Linked DNA regions of Homo sapiens: region 2 is linked to region 1. Evidence: chromatin loops called from intact Hi-C (ENCODE). Cell type or tissue: B cell. All regions are shown on one strand. Links, peaks and the distances in the headings refer to the core of each region. The heading gives the core; the rest is flanking DNA.

What was found. Peaks named below come from ENCODE experiments on the same cell type or tissue, not always from the same donor. Only the 100,000 strongest peaks of a DNase experiment are listed, where the experiment ranks them.
Region 2: a loop joins it to region 1, with 5 times the contacts of the local background. A loop is called at or near these places in 46 of 110 quality-filtered maps.

What each region holds. Positions count from the first base shown.
Region 1 is chr2:237,066,956-237,077,495 of GRCh38, reverse strand. All of the region lies in intron 1 of COPS8-DT (COPS8 divergent transcript), which reads left to right. Among named protein-coding and RNA genes, the nearest start is that of COPS8-DT, 14 kb to the left of the region's middle. RefSeq lists an enhancer at 1,297-1,866. In B cell, for the core only: CTCF peaks have their summits at 4,765 and 4,971 (motif pointing right); a DNase peak (open chromatin) is centred at 4,955.
Region 2 is chr2:236,508,449-236,518,988 of GRCh38, reverse strand. No RefSeq gene overlaps it. Among named protein-coding and RNA genes, the nearest start is that of DRC11, 6.2 kb to the right of the region's middle. RefSeq lists an enhancer at 5,636-5,705. In B cell, for the core only: CTCF peaks have their summits at 5,641 and 5,846 (motif pointing left); a DNase peak (open chromatin) is centred at 5,828.

The DNA of each region.
Region 1 (10,540 bases), core at 3,646-6,145:
ACTTCACACCTACTTGGGTGGTTATAATAAAAAGGCAGCAGCAAGTGTTGGTGAGGATTTGGAGAAACTAGAGCCCTTATGCCCTGCTGAAGGACTATACCATGGTGCTGCTTTGGAAAACAGTCTGGTAACTCCTCAGAAGTTTTCATAGAGTTGCCATATGTCCACTCGTAGGTGTATTCTGTAGGTATATTCCACTTTCATTCCAAGAGAAAGGAAAACGTATATCCCCACAAATGCTTGTAAGTGAATGTTCATAGCAAGCTTAATTCATAATAGCCAACAAGAAGAAAAAAACCAAATGTTCATCAACTGGCGATTGAATAAATAAAATGTGGTATATCGATGCAACAAAATATTATTCACCCGTAATGAGTAATGCTGTGCTGATACATTCTACAATATTGTTAAATCTTGAAAACATATATTAAGTGAAAGAAGATAGATGCACAAAGCCCGTATTGTATGATTTTATTTACATGAAGTGTCCAGGATAGCAAGTCCATAGAGAGAAGCAGATTGGTGGTTGCCATGGGCTGGGATGTTTGGGGGAAATAGGAAATTACTGCTAATGGATCTGGGGTTTCTTTTTGGGGTGATGAAAATATTATTATTGTTTTACAGTCTCACTCTGTTGCCCAGGCTGGAGTGCAGTGGCACTATCTCAGCTCACTGCAACCTCCACCTCCCTGGTTCAAGTGATTCTCGTGGCTCAGCCTCCCAAGTAGCTGGGATTATAGGCATGCACCACCATGCCTGGCTAATTTTTTGTATTTTTAGTAGAGACAGGGTTTCACGATGTTGCCCAGGCTGATCTGTAACTCCTGAGCTCAGGCAATCCGCCCACCTCAGCCTCCTAAAGTGATGAAAATATTTTAAACTTCTATTGTGGTGATGTTTGTACAATTGGAAGCTTTCAGTGGGTGAATTTTTGTAAGACAATTGGAGGGAATATTTAGTAGAGCCCAGCAAAGACTGCTTGGCTGGGACTCTGATCTTTCACTGAAGGGCCAGCCAGGCAGTGAGGGAGTGAGGAATCAATACTCAGAGGACCTTCCTACCATCTCTCCCTCTGACCTCCTGCGGGGGATCCCCATTGGCTGAGCCCAGCCGGAAGCCGAGGGCAGGAAGTCTGCAGCAGTTGCTTATACGGCTGGCCTTCTGAGGCATAATGGGGAGGAGAGCATGGAGAGTGGATGGGAGGGACAAATGGAAGACACTCAGCGCACCTAGTCTGGTGACTGTGTGGTTGGGGCCCCAGTGATGGTAGAGTGGCCTCTGTGCTGCAGGGCATGTGTCACCAAGCCCCGGAAGCCCCAGGCAGGAAGGTCACCTACAGAAGAGAGGAATGTGACATTAGCCCCTGCCAAACCCACAAGAAGAAAAGTAAACACAGATCATTTGCAGCCATGAAGTGTATCAGGTTTAGAGTCCAGCCAGGCAGGCAGGCAAGAGGTGGAGAGTTCATGGATATCAGTGAGAAAGATTTCCAGATGGTTCACCTGGCTGGAGGCCGCAGGACCTGAGGCTAGAAGATGGGCCCCAGGCGATGACGATGGCTCTGCCAAAAAGGGTCTGTGTCAGAGTTGCTGGAAAGCAGCTGCAGAAATAGGCCAGCCCTGAGCCAGCCCTCCTTGTGGCCAGGAGTCCTGGGCTTTCTGCTTAGGGTGGAAACCAACCCTGCCCCACAGCATGAGTGGCTGCCTCTTGGAGCAGGGGTCACTGGGGTGAGAACAGATAGGGAAAGAATGGGATGCATTTATTATTATTATTATTCCTGAGGCATTGAACATTCAGCAGACTAGAGGAGATTACTAATTCTGATGAGTTGTCCTCTGGAGGAACTGGAGTTTGGGGGATGCTGCCATTGGACCATTGCCATTGGACATTGATGTCCATGACCAGCGAATTTTCCAATGGATCTCTTGGCAATGTCATCCCCAGTGGCAGTAGATGCTACCCGTTTGGAAAGCCAGGTAACAATACACAATGAGGGCAATGAAACAGACTTAGCCTTGGACTTAGTGTTCTGGCTCTGGGAAGTTATCCTGAGGAAGTTATTAAAAAGAGGAAATAAGCTACAGCTAAAAATGGGACAGCAGCATAAAGTACAATAGCTATTAAATTCATAAATATGAAGTCTATGTAAAAGTAGTGTTTCTGAAATAACTTTGAAAAAACATGAAAAATAATATTGTGTATACCTCTTGGTTATTATATATCATAACCCAGACTAGATTTTTGGGGAAATGTTGAAAGGAAACATGCAAATGAACATTACGATAAGCTTAAAGAGCTAGATTATGGGTGAAAAGTATCTCCTTACAATATTATAAAATCAATGAAGATTTTGTTCTTCTAATCTTAGACAACTTTAACATTTCAAACTTTAAAAATAGGGCACTTTTCTTTCTTTTTTTTCTCCTCCTTTTTACTAATGCTTGTGTTGGCAAGTGAATAATAAAAGAGAACATTTTTGCAAAACTTCAGAAGGGCCCTGGAGCTAAGGGCAGATACATGTTAGGGGAAATTTGGAGGAATAAAGAAAAGCTGTGAAAAATGATGGCAGTGGTAGAGGCAAAGGCAAAGGGGTTATAAATAAAGCATGGAGGAAGAGCACAGGCAGGCAGCGACCTGAGAGCAGAGCGATGGTGCTTCTAGAGCAGGGTGGCTTCCAGGCACATGACATCATTGAAGGCCGCTCTCACACTCATTAGCTGTTTCCTGAGTCAGGACATATGTCGTGGCTAACGGCGTGAGTGGAAATATAGAACAGGTCATTATGCTTTTGATTTCTAGTTTTATTTTAATTCTGTGATCTCAATGAAGCTTGCTGTATTATGAGGACTGCACATAGCAGGCGTTGCATAAATGTTTGTTGAATGAATGCTAAGTGTGCTCACTTTTCTTTACTTTATTCCCTGAGCACAGGATCTCACCTTGCTTTTACCTTCCTTGTTTTCCATCCACTCTTGCTCTTTTCCTTTTGCCTTCTATGACTCAAGCAGTGGGATCCTGTATGATTCTGTTCTCACACTGCTATAAATACCTGAGACTGGGTGGTTTATTTTAAAAAAGAGGTTTAATTGGCTCACAGTTCCACAGGCTGTAGAGGAAGCATGATTCTGGCATCAGCTTGGCTTCTGGGGAAGCCTTAGGAAACTTACAATCATGGCAGAAGGCAAAGGGGGAACAGGTGTCTCTCATGGTGGGAGCAGGAGCAAGAGAGAGTGAAGAGATGCCACACACTTTTAAACACCCAGATCTCAGGAGAACTCACTCACTATCGCGAGAACACCACCAAGGCAATGGTGCTAAACCATTCATGAGAAATCCACCCCTGTGATCCAACCACCTCCCACCAGGCCCCACTTCCAACACTGGGGATTACAATCAGACATGAGATTTGGCGGGACAGATCCAAAGCATATCAGCTGGGCAGATGCTTTCAGCTCCCATGGCAATTCTGACAAAGAGGACAAAAGCATGTCCAGATGCTGCTCTCCCCTCATAACTTGCTCTCCTGGATCTCAGTTCAGGGGCCGGGCCAGGAGAGCCAGGGACAGGACAGCCATGTTGACCTCCAAGGAGTCCCCTTCTCTCTTTATAGTTGCCCTCCCCAGTATCATCTGTCTGCCTGAGACATCTGTTTTCTGTCCTGCAATACTTCCTACTTGTTTATGCTGATTACTTCTATCTTCCACATTCTTCCATGCCCACAGAATCACTCAGAACCCTATCCATTCCCACTGGGTTCAGGCTCTAGTACTCTTATCTCGTTCTCTCGGATTTTCTCCTGTTGTGTTAGGTCATTTCCTCCACGCCCAGCCTTTTTGCATAGTTTTCTTGTGTGCAGGCAGCTCTCTTCTAGTCAATCACAGCTGACTTTCCCGTGGAGCCTGGGCATGGCTTCAGAGTCCTCCCAACAAATAACTTCAGCCTGCTTCTACCAAAAGATCAGAGTGGGCGTGCAAGAAGAAACTTGTCGGCATTTCTGTGCTAAAATGAAGGCTGCTACCAAATTATTTGCCCCAGATTTCTTGTGGTTGCCACGTCCCGTGTGCTTGATCAGGGGCCCTAATCCTGAGCATTGCCCGTCCCTCCCCTCTCCTGCCTTCTGCTTACTCAGAGCTCTCCAACTCCAAGTACACTTTGCACCCAAGCCCGTCTGTATCACAGTGACCCCCCAAGCCTAATCCAGTTCTTATACTAGCGACACACATTGATTTCAAAGCTTGGAGCATCTCAGCGTAGCCTTATGTCAGAGTCACCAAAGTCACCTTAGGTTATTGGGAGCCTCCCGCCAGTGGACTTTTCCCACAGTGCCTAGCCCAGCCACCTTGAAAACAGTATGTGATCAGTAAGCTTTCTCAAAGGGATGACTTATACTTTCTTAGAAAAACTAGGCTTTGGAGTTGCTTAATGGAAAGTCAATATTCAGTGAGAAAAGAAACATAACAATGTTGGGAATCAAAAAGAATTAATCATGTATTTTGAGGGAACCAAGCAGAGACGGTCATGTTTTTCCTAGGCAGTTAATAGCGATGCGTTTGAGAGCCCAGGCTTGAGAATCCTGGCACTGACCGCGTGACCTTGAGCAAGGCCATAGCCCCTCTCCGAGTCTATGCCTGCACCTGTAAAACTATGGTTAACAGACAGGCTGCATGGTAAGGCTGTCTTAAGCATTGCGTTAGATTATTCTTGGCTCAGGACGTGGGCAAATAAATGGTGATTTTTGTTAATTATAGGAATGCTAGGTTGGGATGTCCCACGACCTTATTCACACAGGGTTTTAAGACATGTCTTTTTTACCTTTGATAGTGGAAATCAAGCATTATACTTAACTTGAGGGAATGCAGTCTTGGGAAATAATTTCCAATGTTCTTCCCTCCCAAGTAGAGGTGAGAGGGTAAAGCCAGACATGGATGTCTGGAGATCTTCAGTGCAATCTCAGTCTTTCCCACCAGGGGGCGCTGTGGCACCATGCAGGATCCTTAATTTCCCACTGGCTGAGGGAAAGCGGACAGGCCTTGGGTTGGGCCTAACTTTTCCTCCTCTCTTTATTTTTTCTTTCCCCAAAAATTACTTTTTAAGTGGCAGTCCCTTTAAGTGTGCTTTCGGGGAGTCCCTTTCCAGGTGCTGTATGTTTGTCTAAGTCTTGACAGGCTTCCTCGCGCTGCATCCCCTTCTTGGCTCCATCCTGAATCAGGTTGTCCAATCCGAGTGGACCTCGTCCTTGTCCGTGAGGCTGGGAGAAAGGTCGTGATCAGCCCGAAGCATCCGTGGAAAAACTGGATGAAGTTCCCGGGAGAGTAGGAGGGGAAGGTATCAGGAAGGCTTTCCTCTGGGCACCGCTAGGTCTTTGCGCTAGGAAGGGCGTTCTGCAGGGAGCACAGTCCGGTCCCTACAGAAACGCCAGGCGCTTCTACTGCAGGTTCCCGGGGAAATAGACTTTTTGTTCATCATAACTTTACACAGCGTTCATGGCCTTCTCAAAGGGGTGTGTGAGCCCCAGGGGTACTGAGTCCCTGGCCTCTATAGAAAACTTCCATGGCCATAGGAGGGGCCGACAGGAACCAGCTTGAGGCTGTTGCATGTCCTGGGAGGTACCTGTCTGATAAGAGTTGAGGATGCTTTTTAAACTGGATTCGGCTGGATTTGAATGACCATTTATTAAGCTACCTCATTTGATTCATCTGCAATACTCATGACACCAAATGAAGAACCGAGGTTCAGAGAAGTCAGATAACTAACCCAAGGTCACACAAGTCTCAGGGATTTAAACTCAGGGCTCTCTGACTCCAAAGCCCATGTTCTCAGCAGCACTGCACAGATTGAGGAGGCCCCACAGCACCAATGAGTGTTCACCCCAGTTATGTCCAAACTCCTGGGGATCAGTGCCAGAGACAGCCTGGAAATGGCTTTATACCCAGTCACAGCAGAATATCTGAGGCCACACTGTGAATCCATGTTCTTCCTGATAACCCTTTCAATTTCAAATGGACTCCACACTGGGATCCACTCTGCCTACTTCCCCATTCCAAGTTCTACTCATTCCCACCCAGGTCTGTTCTTCTCTTTCCAGGAGCCATTTTCTTATTAAGCACCTACTGAGTGCCAGACACTTCACTAAGTGCTGGGATACAGCGGCAAATACACTCAGCCCTCACACTAGAGTGAACCATATTGCCTTGAGGAATTCCTTTAGTTCTCTTGGGGTTTTCTAGAATTTACTAGTCTATTTCTTTATCAATTAAGATTACATATCAATCCCAAAACTTAGCAGATTAATACAACAGACATGGGTTATCTCATGCTTTTTGTGGCTCAGGAATCCTTGTGTAGCTTAGTTGTGTTCTCTCTATCAGGGTCACTCATGAGGCTGTGATTAAGGTGTTGTCTGGGGCTGTGGTCTCATCTCAAGGCTCAACTGGGGAAGGATCCCATTCCAAGATCACTTATATGGTTGTTGGTAGGATTCATTGTACCCTTCCCCAGCAGGATTTCTGCGATATTCTGGGGGAAGGGTACACAAAATGTTGCTGATGAAAAAGAGTCAAACTGTGTAAAATATTTGAAGCGATTCATTCTGAGCCAAATGTGAGGAATCATGACCTGTGACACAGCCCCAGGAGGTCCTGAGAACATGGGCCCAAAGTGGTTGGGTTTTATACATTTTAGAAAAACATAAGATATCGATCAATACAGGTAAGATATGCATTTGTTTGGTCTGGAAAGGTGGGACAACTCAAAGCACGGTGGGGGTGTGCTTATAGGTCATAGATAGATGAAAAGATTTTCTGATTGGCAATTGGTTATTATATTATCTAAAGACCTGGAATCAATAGAAAGCAGTATCCAGGTTAAGATAAGGAGCTGTGGAGATCAAGGTTCTTATTGTGGAGAATAGATGGTATATGTCTCTTATTAGGCCTTAAAAGGTGCAAACTCTTAGTTAATTCTCTCCTGGATCAGAAAAAGATCTGAAAAGGGGAGATGATTCTGTATAGAGTGTAGGTTTTCCCCACATGAGACAGCTTTCCAGGGCTATTAAAAATATGTCAAAGGAATATATTTTGGGGTAAAATGCTTTGATTTCTTTCAGTGCCTGCTATCTGTCATGTGATGGTACATTAGAGTCAGGTTATCTTATTGCTACAAAGAGTCTGTTTTGTCCATCTTTTTTTTTTTTTTTTTTTTTTTTGAGATGGAGTCTGGATCTGTCGCCCAGGCTGGAGTGCAGTGGCACAATCTCGGCTTACTGCAAACTCCGCCTCCCAGGTTCATGCCATTCTCTTGCCTTAGCCTCCCAAGTAGCTGGGACTACAGGCACCTGCCATCACGCCCAGCTAATTTTGTTTTTGTATTTTTAGTAGATGGGGTTTCACCATGTTAGCCAGGATGCTCTTGATCTCCTGACCTCATGATCCACCTGCCTTGGCCTCCCAAAGTGTTGGGATTACAGGTATGAGCCACCATGCCCGGCCCCTGTTTTGTCCATCTTAACATTCCTGTTCTAATGTTAATGCTGGCTAGTTGTGCCTGAATTCCAAAGGGAGGAGAATATAATTTGGCATGTCTGAACCCCCCTTCCCATTATGGCCTGAACCATTTATTCAGATTTACTTTGGTATGCCCTTAGCTGAGATGGGGATTCAATTCAGTCAGTTGGGGGGCTTAGAATTTTAGTTTTGGTTTACCAAGGTTTCAGCTGTGGTACATGGGTCATCATTGTCTTACTCTTTGAACTTTTTTGTGTATCTTTTAATATTTCATAATGAATGTTTTAAAATGAAAGTATTTTAAAAATAAACCTTACGGTATTTGTGCATGACTAGACAGACACATCAGTGGAATAGAATAGAAAGTCTAGAAATAACTCAAGTACATATGGAAATTTAATGTATGATAAAGATGACATTTCAAGTGCTGGAAAAGTGATTGGATTTTTGATAAATGACGCAGAGAAAATTAAATAAACATATCTCACATGATACACAATAAACTCTAAATGAATTAGAAATGTAAGTGTAAAAGATGACATCAAACAAGCACTCGGAGGCAACATGAGTGAATTCACCTATGGGGAAAAGCTTTTTCATTATGACTCAAAATCCAGATGAGATGCCAAGAAAGAAAAAACAAACAAAATTGGACATATAAACATTGCAAAGAAATTTATTGTCTTAGTTCATTTTCTGTTGTCTATAATGGAATACCTGAAACTGGGTAGTTTTTAAAGAAAAGAAATTTATTTCTTACAGTTATGGAGGCTGAGAAGTCAAAGGTCAAGGGGCTGCATCTTGTGAGGGCCTTCTTACTGTTGGGGACTCTCTGCAGAGGCCCAAGTTGGGGCAGGACATCACATAGTGATGGGGCTGAGTGTGCTAGCTCAGATTTTCCCTCTTCTTCTTGTAAAGTCACCATTTACCCATTAATCCATGAATGGATCAATCTATTTGAGAAGGAAGAGCCTTAATGACCTAATCATCTTTTAAAGGTCCCACTTCTCAATACTGCCATATTAGGGATTAAGTTTCAATATGAGTTTGGAAAGGACAAATATTCAAACCATAGCACCTATGTATACAAAAAAAATTGCCACAGCTACTGTTTTTAAAAACATAGTGGAAAGTAGCTGCAATGTATATCAGAGACACTGGGTTAATTGCACTAATAAATAAAGAATTCTTAAAGATTGGGGAAAGACAAGTGAGGAACTGCCATACTGATGATAGTATAGTTTTTGAAACTCTCTGAATTCCCCCATAAGAATAGACAGAAAACTAGATAGAGAATCAGAAAGCCATGGATGACATAAACAATAAAGCTAGGTCACAAGGCATTCTTAGGAACATCAAAATATAAGCAGATGGGAATAAACCATTAACAGCCTGAAGACTTGTAAGTTTGTGTGTTTGTGCAAGAAATAACATAAGAAAGCAACAGGACTGAGAAGGGGAGAACCCCAAGGTAGCCAAAAGGTTTTCACCATAAAGCATAGAAAGATGATTTGAGCACAGCCGCTGAAGCTGAGAGGGGCATTGCCAACTTTAGTAGCAATGATTGCAGTTGTCGCTGCTAAAGTTTGAAGGGACCAGAGCTGTCTAGACCCTGTTGACCCTCAAAATTACTTACAAGGGCTTTCTTCCAGGACAGGGCCCCATGCCCAGAAGAAACATCTAGGGGTGGAATAAACAGTTTGAAGAAAAGGGGCAGTTGAGAAACAGGAAAGAGAAGGTTCAGATACGGCTGGAAGAAGGAAACAGCCAGGAAATTTCTAAAGCCAAGCTGCATGTTTTTAAAACACACCACAAAAATACACAGCAGAGGGAGCTCTGTGGAGTCAGAAAAGCTGGTGAGCCATGATTCTTTCTAAATGATCAAGGAAACAACATCACATAAAAATGAACAACAGAAAGAGATTAATAGAAAATCCCATACAGATTCTATATAAAAAATTGAGGAAAATAGACCAAAAACCCACAAGAAAGATGGGCAAACACATGAACAGATTATCCCCCACCAGTGTACAAATGAATACATAAGAAAAAATGTTCATCTTTATCCATAACATAAAATAAAAGACTGAGATATTGGTTTTCACACATCAGATTGGCAAAAATTCAAAAGCTTGACCACAAGTTGCATTACTGTGGCTATGGGGACAAAGCTGCTCCCTTTCATCCTTGGGGGAGAGCAACATGGTACTATTCCATGAAGGGGAACTTGACACCATATAACCACCATATGCATGCCTTTCCTGTAAGAGGTTGAAGAGTGTTTCCCCCCAAATTCATGCTCACCTGGAACCTGTGAATGTAACCTCATTTAGTTATAGGGTCTTTGCAGAAGTAATCAAGTTAAGATGAGGTCATACTGAATTAGGGTGGATATTAAGCCCAATATGACTGGTGTTGTAAGAATTGAAAAACAGACACAGACACACAGGGAGATGTTCATATGATGATAGGGGCAGAGGATGGAGTGATGTGTCTACAAGCCAAGGAATGCCAGGGATTGCTGGCAACACCAGAAACTGGAACAGGCAAGGAAGGATTCTTCCCTGTAAACTTCCTGGAGAGTACAACTTGGCTGACTCCTTGATTTTGGAATTCTAGCCTCCAGAGCTGTGAGAGAGTAAGTTTCTGTTATTTTTAACCACAAAGCTTGTGGCACTCTGTTACGGCAGTCTCAGGTAACAGATACATTTATCCTTTGGCCCAACAAACCTCTTCTACAAAATAGCATTCACAATTGTATTCACTAAGGCATTATATGTAATTGAAAACAGCCTAAATACTGAGACATAGAAGATTGGCTGAACTATGGCACACTCTCTCAATAGAGTGCTATATAGCTTTAAAAAGGAGTGAATAATATCATCATCAGCTGTGAAAAATTGACTCCAAAGATGGTGCCCTATGCACGTGCAGCCAATCACATCAAGAGCCTGAGCTGACCTTGCATTTTACTTTTCCCAGTAGAACATAGAAGTGAATTCAGTTCTTTAAGAAAACTAGTCTCTAAAAGGACTGAC
Region 2 (10,540 bases), core at 4,644-7,143, 560 kb after region 1:
CTACTAAAAATACAAAAATTAGCAGGGCATGGTGGTGGGTGACTGTAATCCCAGCTACTCAGAAGGCTGAGGCATAATAATAGCTTGAACCCGGGAGGCGGAGGTTGCAGTGAGCTGAGATCGTGCCACTGCACTCCAGCCTGGGTGACAGAGTGAGACTCCATCTCAAAAAAAAAAAAAAAAGAATGAGCAGAGGACAAGGAGACAGACATTTGGCAGACAGAGGGAGGAAGAAACAAGCCTACAAGAATTCTTACCAGCCTCCTGCCTGATATTTTTTAAACCAAGATTATATTTCTATTAAGTCTGGTGGTATTCTATGATTAATTAATAGATTAAGTAGACATTTTCTCTGCTCTTAAATTACATATTGCTGATGTAGTCAGAGCCATTGCCAATTCAAGACTTTAAGTATGTCTCATTAATGACTAAGTGTGTCACATTTTTAAGAGATGGGGTCTCGCTCTGTCGCTCAGGTAGTGGCACCATTATAGCTCACTGCAGCCTCAAACTCCTGGGCTCAAGCGATCTTCTTGCCTCAGCCTCCCAAGTATCTGGTGTTACAGGTGTGCACCATTGTGCCCTAGCTTCACTTTTGTTTTATGAACAACACAGCTGTTATTTGTAATTAGCTTTCTACTGTCAGTACCAAAAACTATTGTTTTGTTATAAGCACTGTGAAAATAAAATAGTAAGAGGAGGGATATGAGAGTCAAATAGCAAACACACACACCAGAAATTGGACAGACACATTATTTATTCAAAAGTTTTATCAAAATAAAGGAAACCGTCACTTGAGGTAGGTTTCAGACTGAATTTATCAATGGCTTGTGGAAATTGTGTTCATTTTAATAGACAGCAGGTGTTAAAACAATTGAAAAGTGACCTTCTCTGCATCTGGATTACAAAAGCTGCCTCAGTGTTTGTGAAAAAAACAGGATAATAATAAAAAAAAAACCAACATCCTGCCTCCAGCTAGTTCCTTTTTCTTTTTTCTCACACTGGGCAGTTTTATTAATAGATAATAGCAGCAGCTCATAAGAAACACACACACAAATTTACACTCATTTCCCAGTGGAAGTGATGTTTATTTGACGTAAAATGGCTTTGGTGTTTGTGAGATCTATTCTCTTTGGAACTCTATTCAGAAGGTTACATACACATTGCTCATATCCCTTTAAATTAGTTTACTAGCATATTCTCAACAAAATCTATCAACTCAGATTCATTTCCAGTGCAAACTATGCGTTGATATGTTACGGGAACAGACTGGAGAGAAGCCAAGATTCACAACCAAAACTGTTTGCTGTTTGGGAATGTTGGTGTCAGCTGTTGCAGGAGTTTGTAGTTATCATTGTTCTGAATGCAATGTGCATGTTATGAGCCCTCAACGGAACACCCTGTATGGAACGGGTCTTTGACACCTGGGATTTCTGTGAAGCCTAAACTGAGGAATACGGCTAACTGAGATGCCGATTTTCAGCAGCCCTCTAGACTTCCCCAGTAGCTTACAGGACTGCCAGCCACACAAGAGCATGCTGGTTTAAATTCGTGCCAAGTGCTTTACATACATTGTTTATTTAATCCTTACAGCAATCCTCTGAGGGAAGTAGAACTGTCCGCATTAAATTATAACATGCCATCGACCTTAGGGGTGGCTCAGAATAAGACAAAACTGTGAATGTTAGATCTCGAAGTATTAGGCCAAGGGTCTACCAATGCTTACTTTTAATGATTATGAATTAGTGAAACACATTTGATTTAGTTCCAGGTATGTATTCGAATTGAACAAGCTTAGCATTTCATCCATTTCTTTTCATACAGACATAACATTAGACATGAAAAGTGGAATGTTACCGCAGACAGTTTAATATCTGACATTTTAAAATACACCTCTTATGTAGAATGACATTTTATACTTAGAAGCATAGAAAATGTTTCTTACATCTAAGTTTAGAGGAGAAGGCCTTCAAATTCAATGTGAACTTTACACCTTTTCACTTTCATCTCCGCTGACTTCACTCTCTGCAGTTCTGCAGGCCTACCTGAGGAACGTGTTGGAACTGAATCAAAGTCAACCAGAAACTTCCACTTCCCTTTCACTGTGCCTAGAAGTGCCCATCAAATCACGGTAGGATCACAGCAGTCACTGTTCTCAAACTCCAGGACTCACACTCAGGGACAACTCAAACGACAGACTTATGACTTATTAAACAGGGAGGTAAACCCATCTTTCAAAGACTCGATTCCTTCAATACAAATTCAGTGAGGACGTGAGGAAAATTTCCAACAACGCTACAAACACTGAGTTTTCAGAAAAACACTTCGTGAACGAAATCTCTGGAATATAAAACATGTGAGTCAAATGATCACCTGGATACTAAGTACACAAGGTCACACCAGTTTTCTAGCAAAAGGCAACTTAAAAACCATTCAAGGAGTTCCATCACAATGCTTTGAGTGACACAGTGGGTATTCTTCCCTTTGTAGAGAGATAGACTTGGGTTCAGAAATGTTACTGGACTTTATCCAAGTCACACTGTTAGAAAATGGAAGAATCAGCCGGGCGCGGTGGCTCATGCCTATAATCCCAGCACTTTGAGAGGCCAAGATGATGGATCACCTGAGGTCAGTAGTTTGAGACCAGCCTGGCCAACATGGTGAAACCCTGTCTCTACTAAAAATACAAAAATTAGCCATGCGTGGTGGTGGGCGCCTGTAATCCCAGCTACTCAGGAGGCTGAGGCAGGAGAATCACTTGAACCCAGGAGGCAGAGGTTGCAGTGAGCCGAGATGGTGCCATTGCACTCCAGCCTGGGAGACAAAAGGGAAACTGAAGAAAGAAAGAAAGAAAGAAAGAAAGAAAGAAAGAAAGAAAGAAAGAAAGAAAGAAAGAAAGAAAGAAAGAAAGAAAGAAAGAAAGAAAGAAAGAGAGAAGGAAGGAAGGAAGGAAGGAGAGAAAGAGAGAGAAAGAGAGAAAGAGAAAGAAAGAAAGAAAGAAAGAAAGAAAGAAAGAAAGAAAGAAAGAAGGAGAGAGAGAGGGAAGGAAGGAAGGAGAGAGAAAGAGAGAGAAAGAAAGAGAGAAAGAGAGAAAGAAAGAAAGAAAGAAAAAGAAAGAAAGAAAGAAGGAAAGAGAAAGAGAAAATGGAACAATCAGGAACAGTTGCTCCAACTGACTACAATTTTACAGTAATCAAATGCCCAGTTTTTATTTTCTAATGAACAACCAGCTTATAACATGCCTGACTACATTGTTACCTAGTTTTGAGCATCAATAAACTAAGTAAAATATTAAACGAAAATAAGCAGCATCCTGGGCTCTACAGACTCATAGGCATGATCCACACATTGCGAGAGTTTTAGGAAACCTATAATTAGGAAGGAAGGGACACAGTGTGACACTGGGTGACCCCCACTGTGCCCTGGCCAATAAGAGAGGCATGATGCCTTCCTGGCCTTTCTCTGGGGTGTTACAGAAACCTTTTCAAGACTTACCAAAACAGCACTCTGCCACTTACTCCAGCTGGTTCCTTAAAGGCTGAATCACACCACCAAAACTCTCAGGGAAGGGTCTATGTATGGTGTGAGAACACAGAGTATTGGGATTTCTTGGAAAGAAATAAGGGTGGTGAGATGCCAGTGCAAATTATATCCCAGAAGAGTGCTTCTAGACCAGGGTTTAAAAATTGACGTGCACTTGGCAGAGGAATACATCTTCAAATTCTTTCTTTCCATTTATCCTAAAAATAAGTTTCTGACTCCCTAATTTGAAACATCTTCCCATATGCTTATCACTTTTGAGCTACCTTCCTGTCTCCTTCACCAAGCTTCAGTAGGTGTCTCTGTACTTACTCGCTCTAGCTCCTCCATTCTTCAGCCTCCATTCCTTCCCCAGCCCAACCTCCAGCTCTGCTCCTTCGAGCCACCTGCCACTGAAGCCTCAGCTCAGCTCAGAATTCTCCCTCTCTGAGCCACACCGCAATCCCATGAATTGTACTTTCTCAACATTTTATACCTTCTCCTCTATTCTTCGTTTCTCATTCAAAAATGTCTAGGTATCAGTTAGCTTCTCCTTGGTCAATGTCAATGATCAGTTCATAGCCAGTGCCTCCCCCCAAGCTGCCAGGAGCCTTAGGCGAGGTCCTCAGTCTGTTGTGCTTAGTTTTTACAGCCTGGTCTTTTGGTAGAGTGTATTTCTGTCTTGTCATGCTTCTCTCTCTCAAATATACAATGTGCCATTTTAGCTTTGTAAGTGTGTAATTCAGTGACATTAATTACATCCGCAATGTTGTTGTACAACCATCACCACTATATTTCAAAATTTTTCATCACCCCAAAAACTCTGTACACATTAAGAAATAACTCCCCACTCCCTCCTTCCACCAGCCCGTTAACCTCTAATCCACTTTCTGTCTTTACAAATTTGCCTGTTCTAGACATTTCATATGATGTGGAATCATACAAAGTGTGTTCCTTTGTGTCTGGCTTATTTCACTCAGCGTAATATTTTCAGGGTTCATCCATGCTATAGCATGTGTCAGAACTTCATTCTTCTCTACAGCTGTATGTTGTTCTATTTACATATACACCACATTTTGTTTATCCACTCATCTCTACTTCTTGTCTTTGAATTGTCCCCTGCCTCATGACCCTGTGAGCAATTATCTTGCTCACATAAACCTCCATAGTTTGAGGGTCGCCGTACAATTCAGTCCAAAGTTCTCGGCCTGCTATCAAGTCCATATAACATCTGGCCTGAGTCGATTCCCAGGTCAAAGGCAAATACTGGCTCTCGAACGAACATATCCCTGTACTTTTCCTGCTGCTCTACCTTTGCCGTGTTGTTTCCTTCACCTGGCATGGTCTCCCATTTCCTCAGGTCAAAGCCCCACTCACCTTTTACGTAGCTAGCTCTAATCCCACCAGCATAACACCTTCCACTTTCCCAAGGGCAAAGTAGCCCCTCTCTCTTCTAAACTCCCAAAAGACTTTGTGCTGTGACATTTAATCACCCCCTACCTTTATCTCTTCTACTCCACTCCCTGAAGGCTGAATTCCTATCAAAGGTTTCTTTTTCTATTGCACCACATTGAGTATTGTGATTGGCATAGTATGGGTGTCCATAATATTTGCCCAACTGAATTCATACATATTGAGAACACGGAGAAAAAAACATTTTCCCAGATACCTGGCAGTCTGATTATGAGGCTGTATAAAGACATGTACATTTGACATAAAATAAGGCATCAACTGTTTAGGACAAAAACATAGTAATTGTGGAAGAAATAGTGACCAATTTAGAGGAAATTATTTGAAAAGTGAATCAAAATAATGATTTGGACCTCAGATGCCTAGCAAGGTACACAGAATGGTTACTAAACAAGTAAGCTCAGAGTTTTCATGTAAGAAGAGAAAATAAGCTTATTAATATCACTCAGGCCTGGCAGGATGGGACCCTGGAATGGAACTGAGTAGGATAGAGAGACCAGGGTGGATGGAGCAGAGCTCTGGTCCTCCCTGGAAGCCCAGGACCTGCTCTGGCCCTTCAAGGAAGTAGCTTCTCCTTGGTGGATGTTAATGGTCAGTTCCATGGCCAGTGCTCTCCCGCAAGCTGCCAGGAGCCTTCCTGGGCAAGGTCTCAGTCCACTGTGCTTGGTATTTACAGCCTCATCTTTTGGTACAGTGTATTCCTGTCTTGTCATGCTTTAGTCTTACCGTTACTGGGGGAAATGGGAGGGGGTGTTAGCGAAGGAGGTGAGGAAGGAGCCTGGGTCCTTGGGTGAGAAGGTGGCAGCAGGAAGCATTGCATCCTCCCCACTTTGACTGGTTAGTGGCTGGCCTGCCACCGTGTGGCAGGAAAAGGCCCTGCTTCCTGTTGCAGCTTGAGTTGTCTTAGACCGAGGTGTAGACAGATGAGCTGCTTTGGGACCCTTTAACCCCGGTTCAGGCCTGGTAAAGAAACAAGTTCCCTGGTTTGGCTGAATTGTCATGGCATAATGAAAAAAACTACAGGAGAGAATTGTGCGGTTCTGAGTGACTGATGACTCATTAAAATAAAATAGGTCAGGTTCTGGCCCAGTGAACTTCATGTGATCACAGGAAATATTCCAGACCATTAAAATGATTTGTGAGTTTTTAGAAAAGGAAGCAGAGATAACAAGTATTATCATCTTGGATTTTCCAAAAACAAGACATGCCAGATCAGCCTAATTGTAAATTTCTGTAGTTACTAACATAATACATAAGGCAATGCTATAGCTAGGATATAGCTGCATATTACTGTGCGCTTGAAAATCCTTATCTCATGGATTTGTTGAGGGCAAGGAGGAATACAAGCCAGATGATAGCACAGCTGGCAGGTTTATAACTTGTGGATTGGTGCTAACTTGAACTCATTTCTGGTGCCATGCTGTGGGGCGCCCTGGCTTTGTCATTGAGAACATGTTTATCAATAGCATGGATCATTTGAGGGATGACGTGGAACTGGATGGGATGATGTATGCACTGAATAACAGAGGAGACATTCAGCAGGAGACACTGTAGGCAGTTTTGGGGGGTTAGCTGACTATGGGCATCATGAGTCATCGGTGTGGCGTGACCGCCCTACAATGGATCTAAGGTGTGGAGACTCAAGGAAGGGCCCCTTTTGCTACTTGATGAAATGCCTACCACCTCCCACTAGAAGCTTTTGTTTCATTGGTTTATGTCTGAAGGATGCTAAGTTGTGTTAACAGCATCACAGAGGGAAGGACAACTTAAAATCTTGTAATGTAGAAGAAGCTGAGGGTTCTTACTCTGTAACCAAGAGGACTTTGATTAGGGGCGGGGGGTGCAGGTGGACAGGTGGACATGGGCTTAAATTTTTCAAAGACTGCTCCCATAAAAGAGGGATTGGAAGCCGGGCACAGTGGCTCACGCCCGTAATCCCAGCACTTCAGGAGGCCAAGGCAGGTGGATCACCTGAGGTCGGGAGTTTGAGACCAGCCTGACAAACATGGAGAAACCCCATCTCTACTAAATATACCAAAAAAAAAAAAATAGCCTGATGTGGTGGCACATGCCTGCAATCCTAGCTACTCGGGAGGCTGAGGTAGGAGAATCGCTTGAACCCCAGGAGGCGGAGGTTGCCATGAGTCAAGATCGCACAAGATCTTGGCAACAAGAGCGAGACTCCGTCTCAAACAAAAAAAAAAAAAAGAGGGATTGGATTGTTCTGTTTTTCCCTGGAGCTTCAATGTAAAACCAAAGAGCAATAGTGAGAGTTTTCCGAAACCAGAATGGGCTTCCCAGAGGGGTCAGGCGCCCCTCTCACTGCAAGTGTGTTGGCAGAGAAGGGATGCTTAGGAGGTGGCAGGGTCCTGGGGGCTGGACGAATCTGAAGGAAGCAGATCTGACGACCAACCTGGAACAGCCCTTCCAGGCCTATTACCCCACGTGAAAATGCACGTGTGATGAGAAGCCTGTGTTCTGCTGAATGATCCCCTCCTCTCCTCCACTCCTGCAGGCAGAATTCTTCCTATCGGAGCCAACTTTTTTTCTATTGCATGGTGTTGAGTATTGTGTTTTTCACAGAACAAGTATCAATAAATATTTGCCCAAATGTCACATGTAGCAAGAAGACTGAGAAGACTAATTTCCCCAGGGACCTGGCAGTCTGGTTCTGAGGCTGTATGAATTATTAAATGTTGAGGATAAAGTAACCTTTTCTACTGTATCCATGTACCTAGGTAGCAGTGATTTTTCCTAAAGGATGGGTTGTTATGAGAACCAGCTTTTAGTAACATTTGTCTCGCAGAAAACCTATTTTTTTAAACAAATAGTAAGGTAGGTGTTGCTACCAACAAAAAGATAATAGGTGTGTTATCTTTGAATCCAGACTACCAGGTGACTTGAATACCAACTACATGATCATTTTGAGTATGGCTTTGGACATACCGTTGCTTAACTTCTCTGGGTTTCACTGAGGTCAGGAGTTCAAGACCAGCCTGGCCAAATGGTGAAACCCCCGTCTCTACTAAAAATACAAAAAAGTAGCCGTGTATGGTGGTGGGTACCTGTAATCCCAGCTACTCAGGAGGCTGAGGCAGGAGAATAGCTTGAACCCAGGAGGTGGAGGTTGCAGTGAGCCGAGATCACATCGCTGCACTCCAGCCTGGGCAACAAGAGCGAAACTCCATCTCAAAAAAAAAAAAGTTGGTGGGGGGAAGAAAATATTACCTACCTCACAAAGTTAATAAGATTTAATAAATGATCTATGTCAGGTCCCAAATACTTCCTGACAGAGAACAAGAGGTCATTAAGTGCAGCAACTGGCAAAGCTCCTAAGATATAATCACAGAGGAACTATATTTGTTCTCTTGCAGAATTGAGAAACCTTGTTCCACCGTCTTCTCATATTGAGTATTATGCTAATCTTTTTCACCTGATTTGTATCTTTTGATTGTCTGTATTTCATCATCAAGTAATTTATTTGCTAGAAGAGTTCATGGGTGGCTCATACTGAATGGTGCCTACATTACAGCCAATCCTGCCTTCTTCTGTGCTGACAGAGTTCTGATTGGGTTCCTTCATCTACCTCTCTACCTCTTAATGCAGGTAAATCCCCATTACTCTAAAACAGTAATGTGTATCATATTTCCCTGCTGGTTCTTTTTCTATCTTGGGATGTCACAGTGTGAGGATATAAGACCTAGAGCTGTGACAGGCATTTTATGACCACAAAGGAAGTCATTTCGTATGGTTACTATGACAGCTCCAAAAGATGGAAAGACCATTGAAGACTGATCCTTGATGATGTCACTGAGCCACTGAGATCATGAGCCACCACCTCTATTCTTGGTGTTAAGGGAGATTTTAAATCTTCCTATTGTTTAAGCCAATGTTCACTGGGTTTCTATTATTTGCATTTGTTAACACGTCAATCTGCACATGAGTGCTGTATCTCCTGAAGGCTTTCATATTGGGACTATTAACGTGAATGAGTAGAAATAGTCTTGGGTCACACTTTTCCCCAAGAACTTTGTAAATATTGCTTCATTTTCATCTGACATCAAAATCTGAGGCTAGCCAGATTTCTCCTACCATTTCTCTTTGAAGTTCAATAATGTATCCAGGACATTTCCTGATGTTGAGTGTTGTATATCAGTTTTCCCTGGAACACAGTGAGAATTTCTGATCTGCAGATTTAATTCTTTTATTTCAAAAACATTTCTTGTATCTCTGAAAATAGTCTAATGTTGAAGGTCTTTCTTGCAGGAATATCAACTAACCCTTTTTGTAAATTGCTCAGGTGTCTCACTCTTTCCTCTCTACATTTACTGTAATTGAGTCAGGTTTTTCCTCTAAGTCAGTAATTCAGCTGAATTGTGCCTGGTCTATTTCTTGGTTTTTCCAACTTATTTTCTGTATTGCACTACTTCTGTTTTTCTTTTGGTTTCCTTAGCTGTGTAATCTTCCTTCCTTTCTCATTCCATTGTTTTATATTTTCTCCCAGTTCTTATTTTATTACCTTAATGTTCTTATTAGCTTATTCTATAGCATGGAGCACAAGTAAAGATTTTTCTGTTTTGGCAGGGCGCGATGGCTCACGCCAGTAATCCCAGAATTTTGGGAGGCCGAGGCGGGCAGATCTCCTGAGGTCAGGAGTTCCAGACCAGCCTGACTAACATGGTGAAACCCTGTCTCTACTAAAAATACAAAAAATTAGCTGAGCATGGTGGTAGGCGCCTGTAATCCCAGCTACGTGGGAGGCTGAGGCAGGAGAATTGCTTGAACCCGGGAGGTGGAGGTTGCCGTGAGCCGAGATCACACACTGCACTCCAGCCTGGGTGACAGGGGGAGACTCCATCTCAAAACAAACAAACAAAAAAGATTTTTCTGCTTTTATTTATTTGGTTAGATTTTCTCCAGACTTTCTTTCACTTGTCTGGCCTATGTTATAATCCTTTCTTTTCTTCTACTTTTATGAAAGTCTTGGTTTTAGACAGTGGATATGCTGCTTCTTTCTGTCTTATTCCTATTTAACACGTGTTGCTCTTTGAAAATGTTCTGTTTGTTCAAATATAATGTGGGCGAATTCTCTTTGACTGTCTTCTCACTGTATCTGAGTTCCAGAGCTGAGATACTGCACTTTTCTCTGCTTTTCTGGAACCTGAGTACACATTTAGGATAAGGACTGCTCCCTTGAATCCACACAACTTCCAGGCTCTGTGCTCTCTTCTGAGATTTTGATAAGCTCCTTTACCACCATCCTCCCACTCTTGTCACGAGTGTGCCCTATTCCTGTGACAACATGCCCTTTGACTTTGAATCTTTGCCTCAATTCAATGTAGGGACCTAGAAAAAGGCAAGCCCTGGAGATTTCTCCTGTCCCTGCTCAGGTCCTGGGAGCGGTAGGGATTGACCTCCACTCAGGATGGTTTTATCTGGCCGGATTTCCCCAGGTGTTTCCTCGTTCGGCTCACCCTTTCATACCCCTTCTTTTCAGTGTGTGTATTCTTTGCATCAAAAAGCATTAATGAGAATTCTTGGTGTTGTGTCT